2 separate regions of the Homo sapiens genome follow, and region 1 is linked to region 2. Evidence: chromatin loops called from intact Hi-C (ENCODE). Cell type or tissue: Calu3. All regions are shown on one strand. Each heading gives the region's core, and the rest is flanking DNA. Links, peaks and the distances in the headings are about the cores only. Region 1 overlaps ATG10 (autophagy related 10). Region 2 overlaps SSBP2 (single stranded DNA binding protein 2).

Region 1 (17,830 bases), core at 4,029-12,028, 680 kb before region 2:
TTGATAACACAAATAATTTGGTTGAATTATATGACCTCAACAGCCCCTTCTGGACAAAAATTCTATATTATTACAATTATTTTAGATTAGAGACAAGCATAGTGGAACATGAATTTCAAAATGAGAAATGTCAGTCTACTATATGCCAAGTCAGCTAAATTGCCCTTGAAATGTATAGCCATCTCCCAGTAAGAATTAGCAGTCAACACACTTAACTTTCTACGCAAACTGTGTTCTCAGCCTTTTACCTATTCCCACCTTGTATCAATTCCACTTCTCTTAGGAGCTTGCCCTTGCTTCTTCTTCTCTTGAATCTGTTACTGCTACCTCTCCTCTGGTTTCTTTCCCAAGCTACTACTTGTATTCAGCCCTTGAATCTGAATCCAGTGAAATCCCAGCCTGATCCAACTTGCCATAAAAGACCCTACCCTTTGCCTCTGCTGATCTATGTGGCCAGCTCTGCTAACAAATTTGGCCTTACCATACAAGAAGGAAATGTGCAAAATAACTTGCCAAAGGTCATGAAGCAGATGGGGTGTAGAACTATGTGTTTAAAGTATGAGACAGTATGATGTTACAAAAAAATTGATTAAACTTAAAGCCAAATGACAGATTTGAATCCTACCTCTGCCATTTAATGGCTGAGTAAATGAATCTGGTCAAAAGGCGAGACTGTATGACCTGCAAGGAGCTCTCTCAACTCAATACTGTTTATTATAAAAACTTTCAATCACATACAAAAGTATAAAAGCAGTAAAACGAATCCCATGTGTCCATCAGCCAACTCAAAAACTGTGAACATTGGCCAATTCTATCTCATCTACTCTCCAGCCAATACTTTTTTCCTAAAGCAAACCCTAGGTATCATGTAACTTCATCTGAAAACATCACTGTTGTACTTTAATAATATAAATCTATTGATATCACACCTAACAAAATTAACACTCATTCCATAAAATCACTTACTACCCAATCATTTTCAATTTTCTAAGATTGCCTCAAAAACGCCTTTTAAACTTTTCATCGTTGATTTCTTCCAAACAGGATCCAGATAAAATCTATGCATTCTATGACATTTTTATCACATAAAAAGAAAGTTAGTTAATTCTGTGGTTTACTCCATTCAATACAAACCTCTAAAACTGTGCTTTTCAATATAATAGCCACTAGTCACACATGACTATTTAAACTGAAATTTACATTAATTAAAACTGAATAACATTAAATATTCAGTTTCTCAGTCATACTAGCCACATTTCAAGTGCTTAATATCTACATGGGCTAGTAGCGATCATATTGTACTGTAAAAATACTGAGTATTTCTCTCACCAGTAAAGAAGTCATATAGTACATATTTTACATAACTGCAGGAAATTCTATTGGCTAATGCTGTCTTAGATCCCACAGAGATTTACCTATGTATCAGTCAGACTGCCGCCCACTTCATAGAACTTAGAAAACAAGTCTCACTGTAAACCGAAGATGCCGAATCACTGGGGACTCTCAAGAGTCATCTAAGACCAACTAGCCCATTCCTGGTCCTTAGACTTGGTTCCTCAAGAAGGGAGACCAACAGCCCAGAACCTACAGGTGGGCTATCCTTCCAAAGTTCATTTGTAACTCATTTTAATCTTGAAATAATTTTATTTAGGTTCCCAAGCTACCCTTAAAGCCTCAATTGACTCAAAATATAGCTGTAATTTTATACAATGAACACTAGGAAAAATTATTATTGCTATTGTGGGCAGGGCAGGAAACCAAATAATTGGTTTAGTACGCATAGTATAATTTCTATGTGCATAAAAGTGTTCCTCACAGTAGAGAAGATGAGAAGACAGTGTCATTGGAAACATGTCTCATTTCTCTCTCCCCTTTCTCCACTTCTACCATGGCAGAGAGTAAGTAACAAGGAAGAAAGAACAGAATGTGGGAGGACACTTCTTGTGCTTCAGGACAGCCCTCCCCAGTCTGAGGTAAAACAGCCAATCATACATATAAGATATTTGTAAGTAAGTCATTATAAATAAGAACCACAGTCCAACAAAGGCAATTCCTTATAATTTATTTAAGCTAAGCAACATAAAGCCTTTGCCTGATTACTCCCTCTTACATCACAGTCGCACAAGGAAGGAAAATTTATATAATGTAGGGTTGATGCAGGTCTTTCAAATCTCAACAAAGAAAAAAATCATAGACTAAATGATTACTAGATTTGACTATAATTATTTTTTAAATTATGTATGCCAAAAAACACTGCAAACAAAATCAAAGTACAAAAACTAGGCAAAATATTTGTAACATACAAAACAAAGTGCTCACATCCTTAATAAATAAAAAATCTCATAAACCAGTAAGAAGTGAGTACCTTAAGGGAAAAATGAACAAAAAACAAGGATAAGTAATTTATGAAAGAAAAAATGGACACAGCTAAGTAGACAGGAACATTTTCTAGCTTCACTGATAATCAAACAAATACAAGTCAAAACAAAGAGATAATTTTTTCTTATCAAACAAGCAAAAAAACCAATTAATTTTAAGTAGTAATTTCTAGCACTCATTCTTAGAGGAAGGCCTGCTAGAGGGAGTAGGGCTATTGGCATCTCTAATGTAGAACTAGCATCTTTCCAGCTCCCAAGCGAGAATAAGTACAATACACTTGAAATAAGTCTTCATCCCACTGAAAATGTGAACTGCATCACATAAATATAAAATATCATTCCCAATAGTTATGGCAGATAATTTTATTAACAGGATGAACATGAAAAACTGAAAAATTTGACTTTTTATATAATAATACTTTATCTCTATTATAGTTTACATTAAGCTATTTTAAAGCCTTTTTAGTTTGCTAGTCTGCAATCTTCTCTGCATTGCTTCTTAGCATTGACTCATTAAGTATTCTTCATCTGATTCAAGGCAAAATATGCTTCTGATCAAATATGCACTCACATGCTCTTTGGCAAGCTACAAACCAAATTAGAAAAATCATAAATCTGGTGCTAAACGTTCTGGAGGAATAGTATATGCTATACCTTCTTTATCAAAAAAGCACACATATGGATTGCAATATGTCAACAAACGGCGTCTGTGACTTTTCTCACTCCTAATTTAAAAATCACAGAAAGATCAATAAAATAAGCTATACTACTATATTTGGATTAATAACTAACAAACCTAGCTTCTTACTTCTCAAATGGAAATCATTCAAAAATACTTTTAAAGACACTCAAAATGTGTACTTGAAATGTACATTTTAATAACTATATCTGCATAAAAGTTAAAAATAAATACATCTGATATCCCAAGGCTGATACCAATTTTAATATCACTAACCACTTGCACAATATGGTTCTCCAAACAAAGTTTGCTGTTATGAAGCCAATAAAATCATTCTATCACTTTAAATATGTACCTTGATTTAAGAAAATCTTCAGTTTCCCTACTTAAATCAACATAACAAAATGGATCAATTATCACAAACCTTTAAACATATATGTAAAATGCATGTTTATGCCATGGTTTTGTCATTTTATTCTACAATCGATTATTCTGAAGGTTCTTAATAATCACAGCACTAATGTCCAATAAATCATGCATATAATAAACAAAATTCTTTTTGTAATTCATAGGAATCAGGGTCTTAAAGTACAATACTGTATATCATCATTTAGTAAAATTAACAAATAGAATTTTGAAAATGAGATTTAGGTATTTATGAGATATACAAAATAATAAATTTTTCTATGCAAATAATAAAATGCATTAATCAGAATTCTCAACAGAAGACTAAATTACCCCCCAAAATCTGAAAAAAGTCCTATCACAATTACAGTACCTATACAAAAGATTCAAAGCCCCCTCAAATATATTTTAAAAATGGTTAACAAACATTATCTTTTTAAAAATTCAAATTATTGTTATTCATTAAATTTGTATTTCAGGATCACCACCTGCAAAGTTCTGGGCTATGCATGATAAAGAGGAGAAAGATGCAGTGGACATCTTTCTGAGACTTATAAAGGAAGAAATGATCTAACAGCAAGGATAATACATACACATCCCCAAACCACAGAATTTCAAAGCTTGAAGAGATGCTCATGTTTATTTAACCCAACATATGTAACTACTTATTATAAAACCTGTGTTCAAAACAGAAAAAAAATTTCTTTCTGATTTATCAAAAGTATATTAAATGAGTAGGAGTTTTCTCTTCTTTTGAATTTTTCCACTTGTGAATTGTCCCTGTATGCCCTTTAACCACTTTTCTTTTGTAGTGTTAGTTTCACCATGAACAAAACAGATATATGAACACAAATATCCATCATCTATCACGCTGTAAATATTTTACCTATTGTAATTTGTCCTTTCACATTAATAGTTAGTTTTTTTGTAATGTCTTCTGGTTTTTCTTTTTGATGCAGAAAAACTTACAGATCATCCCTTCATAGTTTCTATTTGAGGCCATTTGTAGAAAGATTTGAGGATCACCAGTGTTTTCATCTACTAGTTCTACAGCTTCACTTTAAAAATGTAATTATTCAGTCTATTTAGGATTTTATTCTGGGGCACACTATGAAATAAGGCTTCAATTTAATTCATTTTCTTATGTTTACAACATTAAAATTGAATGGAGACACCAAAAAAGAAAAATTTTTTTAAGGAAAGAAAATCGAAAATCACATACAAAACTGAGAACCATCAGTCCAGCCTCACAAGCCACTGCAACTTTCATGACCAGAGAATAACTGACCAGCATCTGCAGAGTTCTGAAGATAAGAAACCACAGCTAGAGAGCAGTCTGCATAAGCAAGATGTCTGTATACCACATAACAGAAGACATCCGTAACACAAAATGGTCACCCAGGAGACCTGCCTGGAGGATTCTACTTGATGGAATCTAGACAGTTAAAATATGAGTCACAGTTAAAATTCTGGGTTAGAAAAGTCAAGGTAAAAAAATTATGGTGAGGACTAATCCAGTTAAATATAGAATTAGAATTAAAACAACTATAGGACTTATTACAAAATTAAGTCCATGTAAATGTTATAAAGTTTGATAAAATAAAAATACCATTGTAACAAACAGAAATAGGAAAGGGAGGAAGGTGGAGTATACGTAAGCATCTTTCAAAACAGATCAATGTATATGGTCTAAACAGAAACATGTATCCTAAAACCATAACTCTAAACTTGTTAATTTTTATCATAATCTCTTTTCTTAACTTCAGACAGATCTTCTACCATATCTACTATTGTGTGTAGTAAAGAAGCACTTATTTCAAAGTTCTACAATTTGATTAGGTACCTTTAGTTTCTTTTCCTTTTTATAAATGTAGGTAAAAGGATTTTAATATTTTTTATTTAAAATAACAGGCATACAAAATTGACAAATGGGATCTAATTAAACTAAAGAGCTTCTGCACAGCAAAAGAAACTACCATCAGAGTGAACAGGCAACCTACAAAATGGGAGAAAATTTTTGCAATCAACTCATCTGACAAAGGGCTAATATCCAGAATCTACAATGAACTCAAACAAATTTACAAGAAAAAAACAAACAACCCCATCAAAAAGTGGGCAAAGGATATGAACAGACATTTCTCAAAAGAAGACATTTATGCAGCCAACAGACACATGAAAAAATGCTCATCATCACTGGTCATCAGAGAAATGCAAATCAAAACCACAATGAGATACCATCTCACACCAGTTAGAATGGCGATCATTAAAAAGTCAGGAAACAACAGGTGCTGGAGAGGATGTGGAGAAATAGGAATGCTTTTACACTGGTGGTGGGACTGTAAACTAGTTCAACCATTGTGGAAGACAGTGTGGCAATGCCTCAGGGATCTAGAACTAGAAATACCATTTGACCCAGCCATCCCATTACTGGGTATATACCCAAAGGAATATAAATCATGCTGCTATAAAGACACATGCACACCTATGTTTATTGTGGCACTACTCACAATAGCAAAGACTTGGAACCAACCCAAATGTCCAACAATGATAGACTGGATTAAGAAAATGTGGCACATATACACCATGGAATACTATGCAGCCATAAAAAAGGATGAGTTCATGTCCTTTGTAGGGACATGGATGAAGCTGGAAACCATCATTCTCAGCAAACTGTCACAAGGACAAAAAACCAAACACCGCATGTTCTCACGCATAGGTGGGAATTGAACAATGAGAACATTTGGACACAGGAAGGGGAACATCACACACCAGGGCCCATTGTGGGGTGGGGGGATGGGGGATAGCATTAGGAGATATACCTAATGTAAATGACGAGTTAATGGGTGCAGCACACCAACATGGCACATGTATACATATGTAACAAACCTGCACATTGTGCACATGTACCCTAGAACTTAAAAGTATAATAAAAATATATATATATATTAAAAAATAAAATAACAGGCATAGTATGATCAGCAGATCAATGGGGGGAAAGAAGGAAGGGAAGGAGCGAAGAATTAGAAAGGGAAGAAAATTCTATTTCTGGTTATCTAATGTATTGTGGTTATTTGAGGGGTAACTTTTTAATCCCTCTTTTGCATTTGAATTTTTTATAGTGAACATATATCATTATAAAAAATAGTGATTTTTTTCTCTCATAAAAAATCAAATAAAAAGTAATAAAGACAAGAAATCAGGCTTACAAGAGCATTATACAGCTTTTGGAAACTAAAAAATAAGTTTGATCCACAAACAACTCTCTTGGATATCAAAGTTAAGAGTTCACAGATTTCAGCCCAAGGTGTGAGTTCTCTGGGATCTTTTAACTTCTCATAAACTGAGTCATGAGGCGGAAGTCTACTTTGTATTTTAGTGCCCAACTAAAGCTCTGTGCATATTTAGGAAGTCTGGTCTCCTGAGTGAACAAATCTAATGACCTCTCCTCAGTTCCCATACTGTCCCCTACAACAGTTGATTCTGCGATGGCACCCTCTTTTATACTCTGGGCAAAGGCCTTGCACACAGCAAGAATGCAAATATTTGCTGATTGAGGAACAAGGCATTCCCCTGACCACTCTCATCTCTGTCAGAGTTTGTGCAGGCTCCTTCTGTCTCTTATTTCTTACCTTAGCCTCCTATATGTAGTCTTCCACCAAGGTTAGGCTCTCATTTCATTTCTCTTCTTAGTCTATACACTTTCTCTGAAATATATCATCGATTCTCAAGTTGTAGCTCTGACTTTTCTTCGGCTCCAAATCCAAAATTTAAAGTATGTGCTACATATTTCTATAAGATTGCCTTCAGGATCTCAAATCTGACATGCCAAAATGGAATTATCTTCCCCCCTATGCCTGTTTCCCATCCCACTCCCCTAGCTGTTCCTTCCCTTACATCTATGGAGGCAATGGCAACACCATTCCTGCTTCCTGGTCACATAGTCACATAGACTGAAAATTTGAGAGCTATCTTCAACTCCTTTTTCTGCCTTGTGTTTAAATATTTTATACCTTTGTAATGTCTCTGATGCACATTCCATCCTTCCTATCAACACTGACATCATATAATGCAAAAACAGCATAACATGATAAAAAGAATATCAGGCTTAGACTCAAACAACCTAGAATTTGAGTACCACCTCAGCTCTGACTATGCTATGAGACCTCATATACATATTACTTGACATTTTCAATATATATCTTCAAATCATAGGATTATCTTGAGGGATATATACACACACATATACATGAGATATATACACATGTTATACATACATATATACACATATATACATATATGATATGTACATAAATATTATATAAGAGCAGTATTATTGCATATACTGTGTGTATATATATGCACATATATATAGGTGTCTAGGGTTCTCTGTAGATACACAAATATGTATGCATGTGTATATATATGTATACTCGCAAATACAAATGAAAGGTATTACTACAACCATTACTCTTATTATTATCCACGATGATATAATGTCTGACCTTACCTAGTATAAAAATGTCTAATCTTTAATCTCTCAGTTCTCCAGGCAAGCTTTCACACTGAAACAAGTATTATTTAATCAAAACATTATTTGTTTCCTCGAAATGGTGTGCAGTTTGCTCTCCTCTGACAACAGAATAAACTCAAAAGCACTTAGCACGGATTTCAAGGTGCTCCATTATCTAACTCTACCTTAGCATTCTGACCTCACCTCCCAGTACATAACCCCTCTATCAACCAGGTTCTATCTAGCCTCAGGCCTAGAATTGTCTTGCTCTAAGTATACCCTGCATTCATGCTGCTCCATTCAGTCTAGAATTTCCATTTTTGGAAACCTCTTATTCAAAGTCCAATTCAAATGTCACCTTCTCCATAATATCCCTATTTGTTTTTTATTAAGAATTAGCCCATATTCTACCTTTATTATCCTTCTGCATTGTAAACAGAGGATATTTACATTTCTTTCTCTCCAACTAAATTATAAATTATTGAAGAATAGAGACTGTGGAGTATTCACCTTTGACTCTCCATCACGCATCAAGTCTTATAAACAGTAAGCATTTACTGAATGTTTATAGAATTAAATTGCATAATAAAGCCCCTCAAGTCTTTTAATTTCAGAGAAGTTAAAACTATACAGTAAAAATGTAAAATCAACAAATTATTCATTGTAGACATTTTTTAATGCAAGTGAAAGAAAATATTTTTAAAATACATTGTAAGCTTTAAGGTAAACAAAAATATTGTTTGGTGCTCCCTCTGCTGGCTTTGCAGAAGCAACTTAAGAATGTTGAACAATAACACCACAAAGAAGTAAACATCAATTCAGCTTAGCTGCTCCCTTTATCTCCTGCAAACACCCAGAGTAGAAACTTTCCACTGAGTTCTTTTGGAAATAATCCTACATGTAAAAAGGTTTGTCTATGAAATTTGTTTACAGGGACAAAACTGATCTTAAAATTTTGCTGATAATAATCCTGTCAGAATTCTTGTTTATACCTTTGTTTTCTAACTAAACCACCGACTTTATGTATAAACAGTTTTAATTTTTAGCTGAAACTGTTGAGAAGCAAAGTAGAATAAGATCTTTTTGCTTTCTATTTAATCTATATATATATTTTTAAAATTGATTAGGAACATAAGAGGTTAAATTCTTCTTGTGTTCCTAAACAGAGTTATTCTGAGTACCCTGAAGGCATTTAATTCCAAAACAGGAAGCCAGAGAGAGGAACACTTGGTTACACTAATGTTATGCAGATCTTTTGGAACATATTTTCCTAAACACTTGCTGAAAGAACCTTTTCTATACTGCATGCTATCACATGAAGTTGGAGAAGGGTCCCACGGATACCACAGTACACTGACTGCTCAAATTGCCCCTTATTACTTCTCTATTTTTCTCCACTTATCTTACTTTAAAATGGCCATCTGCTTGCTCATAGAAGGGGGTAGGAAAATCAGGTGGGGGTCAGGGAATGTTTATTCATACACTATAGTTTAATTGTTTTGCATAAATGTGTATAAGAGCTATGATATAGCTTATGATAGTCCATTGTTAAGAAAATGATACCATAGTAAGATTAACCTGAGACCAGCAGAGGCTGTTAAAGATTGGTGTCCTTTCTAATAAATTCTTGTTTTATATGCTTTTAGCTCTACTATAAAACCTCTGTAATCTAAAACATGTTAAATGAGATCTCACCCTGGTAAATGAAACAAAGAACAATGGTAAACCACAGGCAAGTGGAAAAGGCAGTGGATTCATGCAGTTCAGAGGTGTGCATGCTGGAGCTACCTCTGTTACTGAGCAAATCACATAACACTGTAGGGCTCTATTGCCCAACCTCTCAAATACGGCTTCATACCACTAGAGATGAGCAAGCTGCTATGATCCCGTGACTAAACAAGTGAACTAGAAAGGTCCACTTTAAGTTACTGAGGTAAAAGATGGTAAAATAACACCAAGGTGGGTATATTTTTCATACGCTGTTTGATCTTATACACCATTTCAATGCCATTTTTAAAAATAGCTCTTTTTCTTACTTTCTTAGTTAAATGCAGTTATGTTTTAAAGAAAGTAAATGATTACTGAGCAATTACCCTCTATGCTGGAAATTAAGGTTTCATGCACATTCTTGATTATCCATAAAAATGAAGTCTTGTAATATTAAATGCAACAGTTTAGTCAGAAGAAGCCAAATAGGAAAAATAGTCAATATATTTGATTTGATTATAGTTACTTTCAAACAATGTATAACAAAATTAATTCTATTCTTAATTTTTAGACACTAAAAATTGTTATTGAAATCAGGTATTTGAAAGTCAAAATTGTATTTTTAGTCCATTCTGCATAGCTTGGAAATCATTTTTTCCTTAAGAAATCTCCATGTGAACAAGAACAAGGGTTTAGCCACTGCAGTAAGCTACTATTGGCATTCTTGTGCCGAGATTCTTGACTGTTAGCCTCTGCAACTGACAAAATCAAAGCCTGGCTGGTGACTGGGTGCCACTCTGTTAGGTGGGTGCCATAGGACAATGGCAGCCAGGCACAAAGGAGTGGGGAGAAAAGAGTCAGAGTACAGAAGGGTATTCCCAGACTCCCTCTGACTCATTCAGTAAATGGCAACCTCTAAAATGCTGAGCTTCTGTTTTTGAGCAGAGCTGTCAAATCATTAGATTTGTTTTTGGAATTTCAATTCATGAATATGTCCTCTAATGTTCAGAGGGCATTCTCACTGAAATATACAGTTACATATATGACTGCAGCAAAGAAATTCTTACATCCCAAAAGATTTAACAGCAATTCTTCATCAAACAATGATTCATTCCACTTTAAATTATCAAATGCTCTATTCCAAATGATACAACAAGGTTTCAGAGCTGTAAATTAGCTGGCAGACAATATCTAAAAAGACATTTTGAAGTGTGGAAAAAAATATTCAGAAAATGTGATTCATTTTCATTTAACATAATATAAACCCAATGATGAATGAACACAGGAAATTTACGATGTGGTTTATTGCAAAAAGGAAACAGTAGTATCCAATAAAATCTATGCTTTTTGCATTCCTTACAGTAATCAATTTACCCTATTAACCAATACCAGTACAGCAAATTACTGAACAAGTTCTGTAGAGAAGAAAGCCATTAACCAGGCTCCCGCTTTGTTGACGTCATTATGTGCAAGTGTGTGGTAACATCAAACACTGACATTGTTAGGTGTTCGCCACAATAACTCAGTGATTTCTAGATGGATGCAGCATAAACTGATCACAAAACCAATTCAACTATGTTACATTTATTTCAAAACACCTATAACATCAACAAATACTAGACACTTTGAAACAAAAATACATTTAAATGAATATAACTTTATATTCTAGATGTTTTTCCCCTGGAAAATAATAACAAAAGACCTTGTATATGACAATTCAATATAATCTCATATATAGGTTTAACAATAAAGCTTAAGTTGTCTCCCCCTTAAATCAGTAGGTCTCTAAAGGTATTATTTATCAGATCCTTGCTGGACAGATAATTTAATTAAATAATGGTGTTTAAGAAAAAACTATTGAGTTTTAAATTATTGTAACTCTCTGCTCTTTCTCTTGCCTTCAGCTAATCCCAATATGACAACCAAAACCAGTACAGAATCTGGTCAGTTAACATTACTACTTAATTTACCTATAAAATCGGATGTTAAATCAGTTGTTTGAATAGTGTTCAGAAAAACAAATTAGTTGTATCAATTTTTTATATTAATAACTTATAATTGCACAAAATTTCATCTAAAACTGAAAAAAAAAAGTATTTTAGCATGACCTAAAAACTGACAGTTAATTTTCAAGAGAGAAGATGAGAAAATTCCAGTATGGAGTTCACCTACTTCATTCACCCTATGGAAAGATAACAAACTCTTTCAGAACTATTTGGCAAGTGGGAACATAAATTATTACAATTACCTTAGAAAACGGTTGGGCAGAATCTATTAAAGGTAGACATATGCATACACAAGGACCCATTAATTCCACTCTCAGGTATAACACAAGAGAAATATGTACAGATGTTCGCCAAAAAAGATATATAAGAATGTTCATACCAGTACTTTTCATAATAGCCAAAAAATGGAAGGAACATAAACATCTATCATTTTGTAGAATGTATAAACAAAACATGGTATATTTGAACAGTGGAACTAGATACAACAAGCAGAATGAGCAAATAACTACATGCAACTCTGATGAATTTTACAAACAAAAGAAGACAGACATGAAAGAATATGTATGATATATTTATCTAAGGTTAAGAAGAAAGAGGAAAAATAAATTGTAGTGTAACAAGTCAATCTGTAGTGACTGTTGGGGGCAGGTAGTAACTGAAAATGTCAAGAGAGAGTCCTGAGTGCTGGTAAAGTCCTGTTTCTTCATCTGGGAATTGGTTGCACGAGTGGGATCACTTTGTGAACACCCACCAAGCTTTTTAAAACACTTGTAGGCAGAAGCTGTGGAGAACCACTGAAGCCCACCCAAGGCATACATTCATAACTGAGTATGGGTTTCTAAAGGAAACCCACCCAAGGCATACATTCATAACTGAGTATGGGTTTCTAAAGGAAACCCACCCAAGGCATACATTCATAACTGAGTATGGGTTTCTTAAGTCCCTGGGGGCAGGGGAAACAGGACAAGTGGGAAGCAGCAGGCAGGAGGTAAGACAAGAAATAGACCTGTTAACAAGCCCCAGGTAAGTGGTAGAAAAAGAGATAGAGGGGCACACAGGTTTATGTAAGAGTGAATCCCAAAACTGCAAGCACAGCAAGGAGATGCTAAACTTAGATGTCCATGGAATAAAGGGCTAGGACTTTTGGCTTAATGGGGTCCCTGCTATGTTAGGACTTCATTTTAGAATACAAAAGAAATCAACAATTTTTGATCAATGTGTATCAGATACTGTCATAAAAGCTTTACAAATAAATTATTTTACATTTTACTAGACCAAGAACACAGAAAAAGATCAAAACATATTTATTAAATTTAATTTGTCATAACCCTTACATAATAGGTATTATTGTCCCTGTCTACAAACAAACAACCTGAGCTCCAGATGAGTTATTTGTGCAAAGTTTTAGAAATAAAAAGTGGTAGAAGAAAGTTGGCCCTTTTTTTCCTTAGGGATGAGTTGGGAAGATGGAAGGAAAAAGACAAATAATCAAGTCCCCTTTTTTTAAACTAATCTCCACCCTAAAAAAAATAAATTGTCATCTTTAGAAAACATAACTCAATTCAGTTCAACACAGTGCATATTATATTAGTTAACCATTTCATCTGAGGATCAAGTTAGGATTCCTCAAACTACAAGCATTAAAATTGGGTGAAAATGAGGCTTGGATGCCAATGAAGAGGAGGATTAACCAGCTAGGATCCAACAGTGGTTTACACAAAGCACAGCTGAACTGTAAATGGTTGAATAAGTATTAGAAAGTTAGGGTATCAGCTAAAAACACTGTGAGAAGGATGGTCAAAAGCATGCCTTGAAAATATATATAGTCCAATTTATGTGTGGCTGGTCTTTTTATGTATTGGAAGAGTTATTTAAGTCTTTAAAAGAGCCCAACTCAACAGTGTTTGCCATTGTGTTCTTACTGATACTTGGTTTACCTGTTTGGAATCTTGAAAATGATGTTTCTTTTATCTATGGCATTTTTCTAATTTGGCAAACAATAGATTTTCTCCTTCTGTTTCTATTGGAGTAGACATTCAATAACTATTGTGTTTACTTAATATTATCTGTGTCAGTAAGAATGAGCACAGACCTAGATGTATGTACTGGAGTACTTTCAGTCTACTTACTACAGACTCATGAGGCAGGGAAGGACACAATAGCCTAAAATTTAAAAAGTCATAACTCTAATATGTCTAGATCTCTTAATTAGAGGACTGTGAATACAAATCCAAAATACATACCACACCAACATCTTACTATTTTCTGAAGAAACATATATAATTGAAACACCTCAGGAAAATAAAAATCTACCACAAAGTAAGACTGAGGCTATACATTTCATGTGCCACAAATCTTAAAATGTATCTATGTCACAGCTATACTGAGTGAAATTTGAGTCAACTGATCAAATCTTTCCTGTAACAAATTATTCTATAATAAAAGTCATAAGGCACAGAACTTTATGTATCAGAAAGACTGCTAAGTGTGTGAAGTCAGTATGTGTCCACAGAATCTTATTTCAACAGTGCCTTCCATTAAAAGAATATGCTGGCATCTGCACAATATGAAAACAAGACTTGTGTACTAAGTGTTCACTTTACGGAACATTTGTCATTATTGATTGTAGTAAACAGAAATCTTATTTTATCGAAACCTCTTATAAGAATAGTTAATCAAACTAAAACTCAGCATGGCTTCTGCATAGGTATATTGAAATAGTCTTGGCACATAGTATTGGAAAAAACTACATATCAGGTCTCTTCCTAAAACTTCCCTGATAAGCAATTTACCAGCTGCTTTTGAATGTTCAACAACAGTGACATCAGTACCTCTAAAAAAGCACATTGAATTTGGGGCAGATGAAACTATTAGGAAATTCTTCTCTATATTTAGTAAAATGTAACTCTTTTTAACTTCTACCTACTGATCCATTCTGCCTTCTGAGTTTAGACATGCTATACCAAGCTATTTGCCTCTCAATATCCATTGTCCTCCTTCTTCCCTAATAATAGAATCCTGGGCAATACACCTAGCTAGAAAACTACATTTCCAGCCTTCATAGCAGCCAGGTATGGCCACAAGACCAAGTTGTGGCCAAAAAAGATGAGTAGAAAGGGAATTCTGGAAAGCCTTCTTTAAAAAGAGAAGGCGTGCCCTTCCTCCACACCAAACCCACCCTTCTGCCTGCTGTCTGGAAAAAGGATGTGATTGCAAGAGTCTGAGCAACTTACCACAAGGTGATCTTGAGGATGGAAATAATCATACATGAAGGATATCAGAGTCGGAGTACTCAGTGACTTTATGGAGCTGCTTTACTATCTCCAGACTCTGTTTATATAAGAGAACAACCCTTATGTGTATATTCTTGTTATCCACAACTTAATTAGGAACTTAATTCCTAACTCACATACTGAGACTATGGATAAGTTTTTAATATTTGAAAAGCAACAACACATTTTACCTATAACCTCTCTACTTTAAAAATAACATTTTCAGCTTCCTCACCATCTGAGTCATCCTCTTCTATACAGGTTGAAGCTACTCAGAATCCTTCTTAAATGTTTCAGAATACAGCTCAATGCAATCCACCAGATGTAATCTGACCAGTTCAAAGAACAGGGGAATTATTAACTTCCTTTTTTACCCCATACCAAGACAGCCTTATGCATTAGCCTCTTCAACAGTCCTCTAGACTGAAGACTCATGCTGTGGTTACAGGCAGCCAAAAAAAAAAAAAAAAAAAAAACTAGTTCTTGTTTTGTTTTGTGTATTGGAAGTGCTGTTACACCAGACTTTCCCTGCCTTGTATATTTCAGTCTTTTTTCTCTTTAACATAAGTATAGAACTTTAGGTGATGATCAAGGCAAAAGACAGAGCCCTTCTTTTGCCCAGATCTACACTGAAGATCTCTCTCCTAGTGGGCAAGAAGCAAATGATGAATGCTCTGGGGATGCTAGTTCAACCACCTCTGAATTCCCAAAGATCTTTTTCTCTTTCTAAGAATTCAGGGGCCAACTACTGGGCCATGGGAAGCCCAGCAGGTGGAGCTCAGGAAGCCACCTTCCCCAACTACTACCACCTAGAGAGAGACTGGCAGTATGAGCTGACACAGTGAAGATGGGTACGTATGCAGGGAAAACGTGGGGATGGGGAGGCAGTCAAAACACCACCACCCATTTATATAACAAATACTTAGAAAAAAGAAATCACTGGGCCAGGTGCGGTGGCTCACGCCTATAATCCCAGCACTTTGGGAGGCCGAGGCAGGTGGATCACCTGAGATCACGAGTTCGAGACCAGCCTGGCCAACATGGTGAAACCCTCCCTACTAAAAATACAAAAATTAGCTGGGTGTGGTGGCAGGCACCTGTAATCCCAGCTACTCAGGAGTCTGAAGCAGGAGAATTGCTTGAACCCAAGAGGCAGAGGTTACAGTAAGCCGAGATCACACCACTGCACTCCAGCCTGGGCAACAGAGCGAGACTCCAGCTCAAAAAAAAAAAAAAAAAAAAAAAAAACACAGAAAAAGAAAGAAAGAAATCAGAAATCACTGTCTCTTTAAAAAGAAAAAAAAATCTATTAGTACATTGAGTGTAAGGTGGGAACTTGACTAGTGATTGATTGACAAAGCAGTGTAAATTCCATAACCACCCCATTTGCATAGATATTGATTGCAGTAGGTTCAGAAGACTGATTATGCTGCTTTTCAGATTTGAAATGAATGTCTTTTAGCTTAGGCCTTCAGAAAAACCAAGACTGCAAATGTTAAAGACCTTAAATATGCACATGTAAAAACATATTTATGATTAATGATAATTCATTAAGTGTAATACTATGCTAAATTAATATACAGAGTAAGACTGACTTGTGCTGATGGGATTATCTTGTTTATGATTATTATTATTGACTTTAAAAGAGCTATGTAACTATTTTCTGAACAAAAGGTGCAGTCTAATATACACAATGCCAAACATTGGATATTACCTTCATTGTCACTATTCATTTCCTGTAGGTTCAGTCACTATAAGAGTTCTATGTGTCTATAAATGTAATTCTATTGATTAAAAAATAATATACAGAAATATTTAAATATACATATATTAATGTATTTATTTCTGATTAAAAGATAAAGTAAATATTTTCTCAATAATTATACCAATATCCCTTAAGTTACATCATAACTAAAATTATTCAATAATTAAATTATCATTCCTTTTAATTATTCAATATGTTTATCAATCTTTTATCCAATCGATGTACTTTTTAAAAATTTATCAGGCTACCATGAAATAGGGACAAACCACATCCATTCTTTCCTTTATAGAGGTAAAGTTTTTTCCAACTAAATATTATATTCAAGTTTGGCTGACAAATATCTAGTATCTTTTACAATGAATAATCTGAGAAAATATAAATCTAGGTGAGGTTGCAGTGTGAACCACTCTGATAGCTTTTTCTCTTCCTTTTGGTAGGAAAAGAAAGATTGGCAAATTAGTACAGTTTTGTCTAGCTTTTGGTTCATGGTTCATGTCAGTTCAAGTCCCTGGTTAAATCTAAATTAAATTCAAGATGTAATGCCATTTTATTGATCTTATAAAGTTCATATTTCTATTTTACTTCAATGCTGCCAACAAGTCTAAATGTTGTGGGTGAGTTGGACAAAGACCCATGTAATTGGGTCAGGCTGACTTGTTGTGGATCACTTAAAGAACTATCTATTCAGCAGCACTTGTGAACTCACATTGTTCCAGCAGCTATGACTGTTTCTCCAAATCTTAGTCAATTCTGAATGACCTGAAAATTCTTTACCAGTCCCATTTAGCTAATGGTTTTGTCTTCCAAGTCAAATCAAGTATGGAAGTCTATAAACGATAACCCCTTTGTTTGCAGTGGTAGTTAAAACCAACATGGCCAGGCACAGTGGCTCACGCCTGTAATCCCAGCACTTTGGGAGGCCCGAGGCGGGTGAATCACGAGGTCAGGAGTTCAAGACCAGCCTGGCCAAGATGGTGAAACCGCATCTCTACTAAAAAAACAAAAATTAGCAGGGCGTGGTGGTGGGCGCCTGCAATCCCAGCTACTCGGGAGGCTGAGGCAGAGAACTGCTTGAACCCAGGAGGCGGAGGTTGCAGTGAGCTGAGAT
Region 2 (8,000 bases), core at 1-8,000:
GGTAATAATGAGACTAGCAAATTTAAATAGAATATGAAGCAACGCACTGCTAACTTGGTGTTCGATTAGATTGCTAATAACAGTCATTTTATCTTCCAAGGAAAGTTCCAAAGTAAATCTACTCTTAAACTAATGATAGGAAAATATTCTAAAGCAGTTTTCTTTTGAGCCTCCTTTTCCTCTAAGAGTACATAATAAATTCTCAAGTCCTAAGGTGTCTCTTGTTCTTAAGTACAGTTGTTAGCTATCTTTCTTTTTTCCTTAAAGTTCATGTAAAAATGGTTGAAATAGTGTTATCTGTATACTGCATGTAGAATTAAAAGGAAATGTTTATTAAAACAGTGACCTTTCAAAGTTTGGTTAGTGAAATGACTAAGGGAGTTATTGTTCCATCTTGCCTTATCAGTGGGTAGGATCTCTTCATCATGCCCCTGCTGGGAATGTTTTAAACTCTCCAGTGTTTTAGGAACTCTATAAGCTGAGGGTGGGAAATTGAATAAATATTGATTCTGAAGCTAAGAAAATAGTTGTGGTAGGTTATTGGGGGTTTTTTTATTTTTTTTTAAATTTTCATTTGGGAAGGCATTAGTACTTGTCAAAGTGCAAAGAATGAAATAGAATACATGGTAGAAGTCTAAGATTAAAATTAGAAGTATGCTTTGTCCTTAGGGATGCTGTTTCAATATTCGAAACAGTACAGTGCAAGAGGGAAATTAAAATTTTCAACAATGCCTTGTTTTCTAAATCTTGTTTACAGAATTCTCCCAATAATATGAGCCTGAGTAATCAACCGGGCACTCCAAGGGATGATGGCGAAATGGGGGGAAATTTCTTAAATCCTTTTCAGAGTGAGAGTGTAAGTATTCCCTTGACTATATTATACTCAAATTTTATTTCTGAAGCTCTTCTGCTAGAATAAATGCATAAAGCCACTTTTACTGCTGTTTATCTAGAGTTCAACAGGTTTATCTTTTAGATAAGAGAAACTTTAAGTGGAATATCTTTGAAAATAATTTTTAAAACAAACTTTTTCTTTTTTATTCTGTGTACATAGTTAGAAAAACCATAATAATAGTTTTCTCATTGAGAACCTCCACTGTAAAGGAACAAACTGGAAACAGGTTGCCTATTTGATACTTTTTATAAGTTTTCATGCTACTAAAATGTCTCAGGTTGCTGCAAAACTAGGTGTGTTTCAGTGCTGTCCTCAAAATCTAAAAAGTCTGTTCTTACTTTATATAGTAGACCTCACTGGACTGAAGGCCAAATTGGCGGTCTGTTAACCTGAGCTGAATACCCAAGTCACTGCTTGCGTGTGATTGTACTGTTACACAAAAGTTCATTCCATATCTCCATAGAAGTAGACAGAACCAAAAAGAGAAGCAATAAAATTCATTCATTTAACAAGCAATTACTGAGCACTTACCACATGCCAAGGCAATATGCTAGGTATTGGAGAGACCAAAAAGACAAAATGGTGCCTTTTCTCAAGGAGTTCTATGTAATATAATGATTTTTTACATTAATATTTCACATTAGAAACCCCAATGGAATTTTTTAAAATACAGTTTCCCAGAACTCTCCCTAGACTTAGTGAATCAGAATTTCCAGGAGTGGAGCTGGGCATACTTGAATGTGGAAAAGCTTTGTTGCTGATGCTGGTGTACATTCTCTGCTAAGAACCACTGAACTGGAATGTAGCATAAAAGATTTCAAAACCCAAATGAATTTCATCTTCACAGGATTCATAGCATCCTTAAAATTTCTTACGGAGGACCTACCAAACTGCAGTCAGAATCATGAGAGAGACTACCCTCATTTTGCCCAACTCAGCATTTACCAGAGGTGATACCATCAGAATTTGAAGCACTGGCTAATAGCACGTCTACCTTTATACAGAGTGGCTGTTCCATTCCCAAAACAGAATACAAGATTGAGTGCTCTGTGGATTCTTGTAGTTCTGATATCCACATGGGACCTTTGCAGGGGACAAGACATCCCCTGTTTTTAGAGTTCGTTTCTGTTAAAATTATGCTGATCTGTAGTTTACTTGCAGGCAATATATGATTAGTGAGGACAAATAATTTTTTATGTGTAACAGTTTACAGTTGAAAAAAAAATTTAGCCTGTCAGTGTTAAGGAAAAACATGAGAAGCTACATAATTTAAGTCATAATGCTTAAGATTATGGGAATTATTTTTTAGATCCTGGTTCTTTGAGTGGTTTGCTTCAAAACTATGGACAAATTAATTTTTCTATGTTCACTTTTATCTAATTAAAGACATTTATTTCCTTTTCGAGTAATTTTACCAGCAATAAAGTGGTATAATTCAGTGAGGTATTTGATAATTCAATTCAGTTTAACATTTATTGAGCCTATTATATGCAAAGCATCAGGTTAAGACCAAGGTATTCTGAAATAAATATAACACCTACTTTCAAAGAGTGCAACCCAATAGGAAAAACAGATGTTGATATAACTAAAACGTGTCAGATTAATGAGTGCTGTAATGTATATATAAGCCATGTATTTTAAAAGTCAGAGGAAATGATTAATTTGGAGTTGGAAAAAAACTTTTTTAAAAAGCTTCCACATGACTTTCACTTATGGGCAGTGACAAGAGGAACTCTTCCCTCTACTTCCTTCCCAGATTTGTCATTAGTGACTGCTGTCTTAACAGTTGGAAGAGGGGTACCAATTCAGAACTGGCATCAGAAAGCTCTTCACTGGGGCAAAGATTCAGATATGCCAGGATGTGGAGAACTTCCTTGCACAGAATAAGCCCCAGCTTCTCCCTTCAATCCCTAATGGACTATGCACATGGCAAACAACAGATTCTTCTGTGAATATGTGCATTTAGAAACGAGAGCAGCTGGAACAAGGCTTCTTCCACCCCTAACTTCTGGCTCACCCTCCCTGCCCCTGAACTTAAGCGGGTTCAATGCTAGACTGCCAGCAGAGTTAACAGCAAACAGAAGTTCCCTGCTTTCTCTTCCCTCCTTGTCTCCTGTCCCCACCAGAAATGTTGTAAAAGGAAAAATAATTTGATGGTGGACTGAGAAACTGCACCACCACCCTGGAGGGTAGTACAGCCTTGGAAGCAGGTACACACTGGCTTCTCCATTCTTCTGTCTCCTGAGAAGAAGGGACTTGTTATGAATGATATCATTGTTATGTGTGGCTTTCTTTGTCATATTACTATACATTTTTGTTTAGATCTTTTTATAAAATCAAGCAATAAGAGGAGAGAGGAAGAAAGACAAAAGAGATTTGGTGCTGACAAATGTAAGGCTTTGAAGAAGTAAATAAGCTAGTTATCCCCAATAAGTTAGCTTTGCTATAATCAAGGAAAAGCAGAACTCTTAATGAATTCAAAAAGAAAACATTGTTCAATAAATGAACATGCAAGTTCTAGTGTTTAATACACATAACTCTGAAAGCACATATTTTTGAGCAGTCTGCCTTTTAAGGATCTGTCAGGTTTTATCTTGAAGTTAAATCACAGAAGGAGGCCTGGGAAGGGAGCAAGTATCTATTGAGTACTCTTTATGTACTAGATACTATCCTAGTCTCTTCACACTCACACATGCTGCTTCATTCAATTAATATAGAAACAAAAATGCCCAGCCCAAAGTCATAAACCTTGCGGTGCCAACATGCTTGACAAAACAAAATGCGAATCAAAAAATGTTTCACTGCTGAGGTTTTTTTTTTTTAAGATCACAACCAAGACCCTTTATTTCAAGAAACAAAGATGCCCCCTAGTGTTCAAACTGTAAAATGTTTGTTTTGGAAAGTATAGACTACAAAAAGCCTTAGTTCAAAAAAAATAGTTTTTCATGCTTCTCAAGTGAAGAAAGTAGCTGGTCTGGTCTTATTTCCTGAATTAATTTAGCAAAATATTTTCCCATGGCACTGAAATATAATCAATTGAGTAAACATGATATTAAAATAATGGCATCAAATAGGAATTACAAACAAGATGGTAGATTATCTCTCATTCCCTTACCCCCTTTGTCATTTTCTGCTATTGTAAAGAAATCACATCAGCCCCAATTTTTTAATGTAATCATAAATACTAAATTTATTTCAATTTATGTCACTTTTGTTTAGCTCAGGGTAGAGGAACTGTTCTTTATTTCTCTCTAAGAAAATAAAGTATCATACAGACACTTAAACAGAAATATAGTGAGAATTAAAGTGTTCTTGACATGTATAAACAGAAATTTATACACATTGTTCAAAGACTTCATGGAAATCTCTGGATTTTATGGTACATGAACTGGGCATAATAAGGAAAAAATCACAAGTTCATAGCAAGGCGTGCTATCTCATTTCACATTAAAAGATAAAATAAGTTGGTATACATTTAAAATAATATCTTTAAGGGTTACATTTTTAACTGAACCAAACTGTAATGCTGTTGACTGCTTTGTAAGAGCTGTTTTATCATCTGGTTAGGGAGAGCCAGACTCAGAATAGTTTTGAAACAGGGCAACCTGATATCACAGCATTTTGGCATAAACATTACAATATGTCATCACATATTGATGCAGCAGTACAATAGAAACATTGAAGTGTGGTCTCAGTACAGTACACCATGAATATTTTATGTCTCTAAATATGATACTCCATTTAACACCTACTCTTCCTTTACTTCTGGAAAATTGTAAGCCACTTCTCTACTACTTTGAAGAATAGTAATCTATAGCAAAATTCCTTTTTGCTTGCCCATTCTGTGAGTTTTCCTAGAAATTTTGTTATTTCCCCTTATTTCATTTTTTGAAGTAGTTTCAGTAATGGTGGCCAAACATGAGCATTTTACAGCCTCAGGAGTGTAAATAGCACGTTGCATATGTAGACACCCAGGCATAAATACAAACTATTTTACTGTACTAAATATATTTAGCATACCATCTTACAGTTATTTGTACTACTCAAAAATTAAACTTTATTAGATGGTTGCTCCTTTTTCTTTTCTTTCTTTTTATTTATTTATTTATTTATGTATTTTTGAGACTAGAGTCTCATTCTGTTTCCCAGGCTGGAATGCAATGGTGCGATCTTGGCTCACTGCAACCTCCGCCTCCTGGGTTCAAGCAGTTCTCCCAACTCAGCCTCCTGAGTAGCTGGGATTACAGGCGTGTGCCACCATGCCTGGCTAATTTTTGTATTTTTAGTAGAAACGGGGTTTCACCATGTTGGTCAGGCTGGTCTCGAACTCCTGACCTCAGGATCCACCCACCTCGGCCTCCCAAAGTGCTGAGATTACAGGCGTGACCCACCATGCCCGGCCAGTTGCTCTTTTTTCTGAGTTGTTTTGTATTGCGTGGAGCTGATGCTTCCATTTTGACTGAATTGGGCCCTCATTTTCTCTATTTTTTCACTCAGTTTCCTCCCTGGGCCAACCTCACTCTTTTAACTTCCCAACAAATCAGTAACAAAGTATCATTTTTCTGTAAGATTGACTTAAAACATTTGAAATATCACAGATAAAAAAATGTTAACAGTTGCCAGTGTTGAGATGATAGCAATAAATAAAAATGGTTGATAATAGAGTATATGCGTATGTATAGCTTGACATATATACATACTCTTAACAACGTATAGTATAATGAAGGCTATTCTATATTTTCAACACTATTTCCTAACATAACCTGACATATGAATGAACTGGAATAATTTTTTTTTTTTTGAGACGGAGTCTTGCTCTGTCACCCAGGCTAGAGTGCAGTGGCACAATCTTGGCTCACTGCAACCTCCGCCTCCTGGGTTCAAGCGATTCTCCTGCCTCAGCCTCCTGAGTAGCTAGGATTATAGGCACCTGCCACCTCGCCTGGCTAACTTTTTGTATTTTTTAGTAGAGACAGAGTTTCACCATCTTGGCCAGGCTGGTCTCAAACTCCTGACCTCGTGATCCACCCGCCTCAGCCTCCCAAAGTGCTGGAATTACAGGCATGAGCCACCACACCCAGCCCCAGAAACATTTTTAAAAAGCATTTCCTTTGAGGTCCTTTCTGAAATGCTTAGTATCTTTTACTGGTTTATATTATTGACACAGTATACTCAATAAGATCTTTGTTTTAAAAGAATGATTGATTATCTAGCTGCCCTATTAATTAAAATTACATACGACTAAAATTTCAGTTCCTAAATTGTACTAGCTACATTTCATGAACTCAGTAGCAACCTCTGGCTAGTGGCTGTTGCAGTAAACAGCACAGAATTATAACATCATCATCACAGAAAGTTATATTGGACTGATGGAATCACCAATATTTATTGTAAATAACAGTAGCTGCGGAAAGCATAGATTAAATTTATCTGTGCCCATTTTGCCATATTCTCTGATTTTTTCTACTCTAGTAAAATCTTGCTAACCACTTATTTTCTTTTTATTTATTCTTGCCTCTAAACTTTTAAATACCAAAGTATAGTTCTGTTTAGCCGCAGGCTCTGGATAGTTGAAGCATGCTGTCATTGTTTATAATGTGAGACGTGGAATCACATTATGTGCATGGAATCAATTGAGTAAACATATTAAATGGTATCATGTTTGTGATGATGAAATGGTGGGTTGAAATGTGATGTGATGAAATGGTACTCTGTTCCCCTCTGACACAGGGTCAGGGATCAGTTCCATGTCATCAGCATTTGTCTATGACTGGAGGTTTTGCTTTGCTTTGCTTTTCTGCTGCTATGATCAAGGGGAGAGGTTGTCTAAACTGAATCTCCTTTCTTGTTTCTGGCAGTTTCCCTCTATTTTTTTTTCTCCTATGACCTGTCTAAAAGTCTCCCCTTCTTATCACCATATACTCACTATAATCCTACATACAGGATCAGTTCAAGTATGTAATTTCACTTTCCTGTACTGAAACTCTGTAGGCTGTGAAGTGATTAACAAGTATTAATAGATTTTCCTTGATGTAATGCATGTTTATAGGATTAAACAATCCTCTTCCTATGGTCCAGTGACCCTTTTCCAGGCCTAATCACCCACCTTTCCTCAGGAACAGTGCATGTTTTTGGTTTGAGCCCTAATGACATCTGGCCCAGACATGTGCCAGCTGAGCCATTGCCCCTCTGTGCTCTTCCCTGGGGAGTCCTGCTTTCACACTATAATCCATCCATACATCAGTACACACCTATATGTCTTTCTGATTTCTGCAGCCGGTCTCAGCTTGTCTATAATTCACTTCATTTTATTCTCTTTCTGCCAACTTTCTGAAAAGTTCGTGCTCGCCTACCCAGGATTATCACAGCTTCTGGTTAGGTTCCTGGAACCTGGGACCAATCCCTTTGACTTTATCTGCCTTTTTCTAGGAGGCACAATTGTTATTAGCATGTTGAAAGGAATTGCCTTTTACCCTGGTCCTCATAGGTTTCCAATAAAACGTTTAAAAAATTTCAGGGTCCACATTTACATTTTAATTTAGAAACTGTCTTCATCCAAAGAGTAAATTACCATGTGGGATTAGATGCTTCTCCCCACAGCTCAGATAGTCTAGAGCTGTGCTGTTCAAAATGGTAACCACTAGCTACATGTGGATACATGAATAAATTAAAATTAAATAACATTAAACATTTAGTGTCTTGATTGCACTAATCACATGTCATATGCTCAGTAGGCACATATGGCTAGTGACCTCCAAGTTGGACAGCACAGACCACAGAACAAGTATGTCTTTGAAGAAAGTTCTCTTGCATGGTGCTGCTGTAGAACTTTTCTGTCACAGTCTATTCTCCAAGAATATGAGGGTACAATGGCACAATTAGCAAAATAGTTGCTCTTTATTTCTCTCTAAATCATTTTTGAAACCACTTTTTCCAAATCTCTGAAACCCTCACCTTTTATCATTTGTCAGCCTCATCAAACTGACAAGTCCGCATGTAACAATGATGTTCCTACTCACGTGCAAAAATGACTGGATTACAGTTAGAGTCACAGGCCGAGCACAGGGTCTCACGCCTGTAATCTCAGCACTTCGGGAGGCCAAGG

Evidence for each region. Hi-C counts contacts between places; a loop is a spot of excess contacts. Peaks named below come from ENCODE experiments on the same cell type or tissue, not always from the same donor. Only the 100,000 strongest peaks of a DNase experiment are listed, where the experiment ranks them.
Region 1: a loop joins it to region 2, with 2.4 times the contacts of the local background. A loop is called at or near these places in 2 of 110 quality-filtered maps.

What each region holds. Positions count from the first base shown.
Region 1 is chr5:82,098,376-82,116,205 of GRCh38, reverse strand. All of the region lies in intron 3 of ATG10 (autophagy related 10), which reads right to left. Among named protein-coding and RNA genes, the nearest start is that of ATG10, 140 kb to the right of the region's middle. In Calu3, for the core only: a CTCF peak has its summit at 8,746 (motif pointing left); no DNase peak of the experiment used is centred there.
Region 2 is chr5:81,421,441-81,429,440 of GRCh38, reverse strand. SSBP2 (single stranded DNA binding protein 2) reads left to right here. Exons shown (of 17, transcript NM_001256732.3): 16 at 758-856. Among named protein-coding and RNA genes, the nearest start is that of ACOT12, 31 kb to the right of the region's middle. In Calu3, for the core only: a CTCF peak has its summit at 3,751 (motif pointing left); a DNase peak (open chromatin) is centred at 6,550.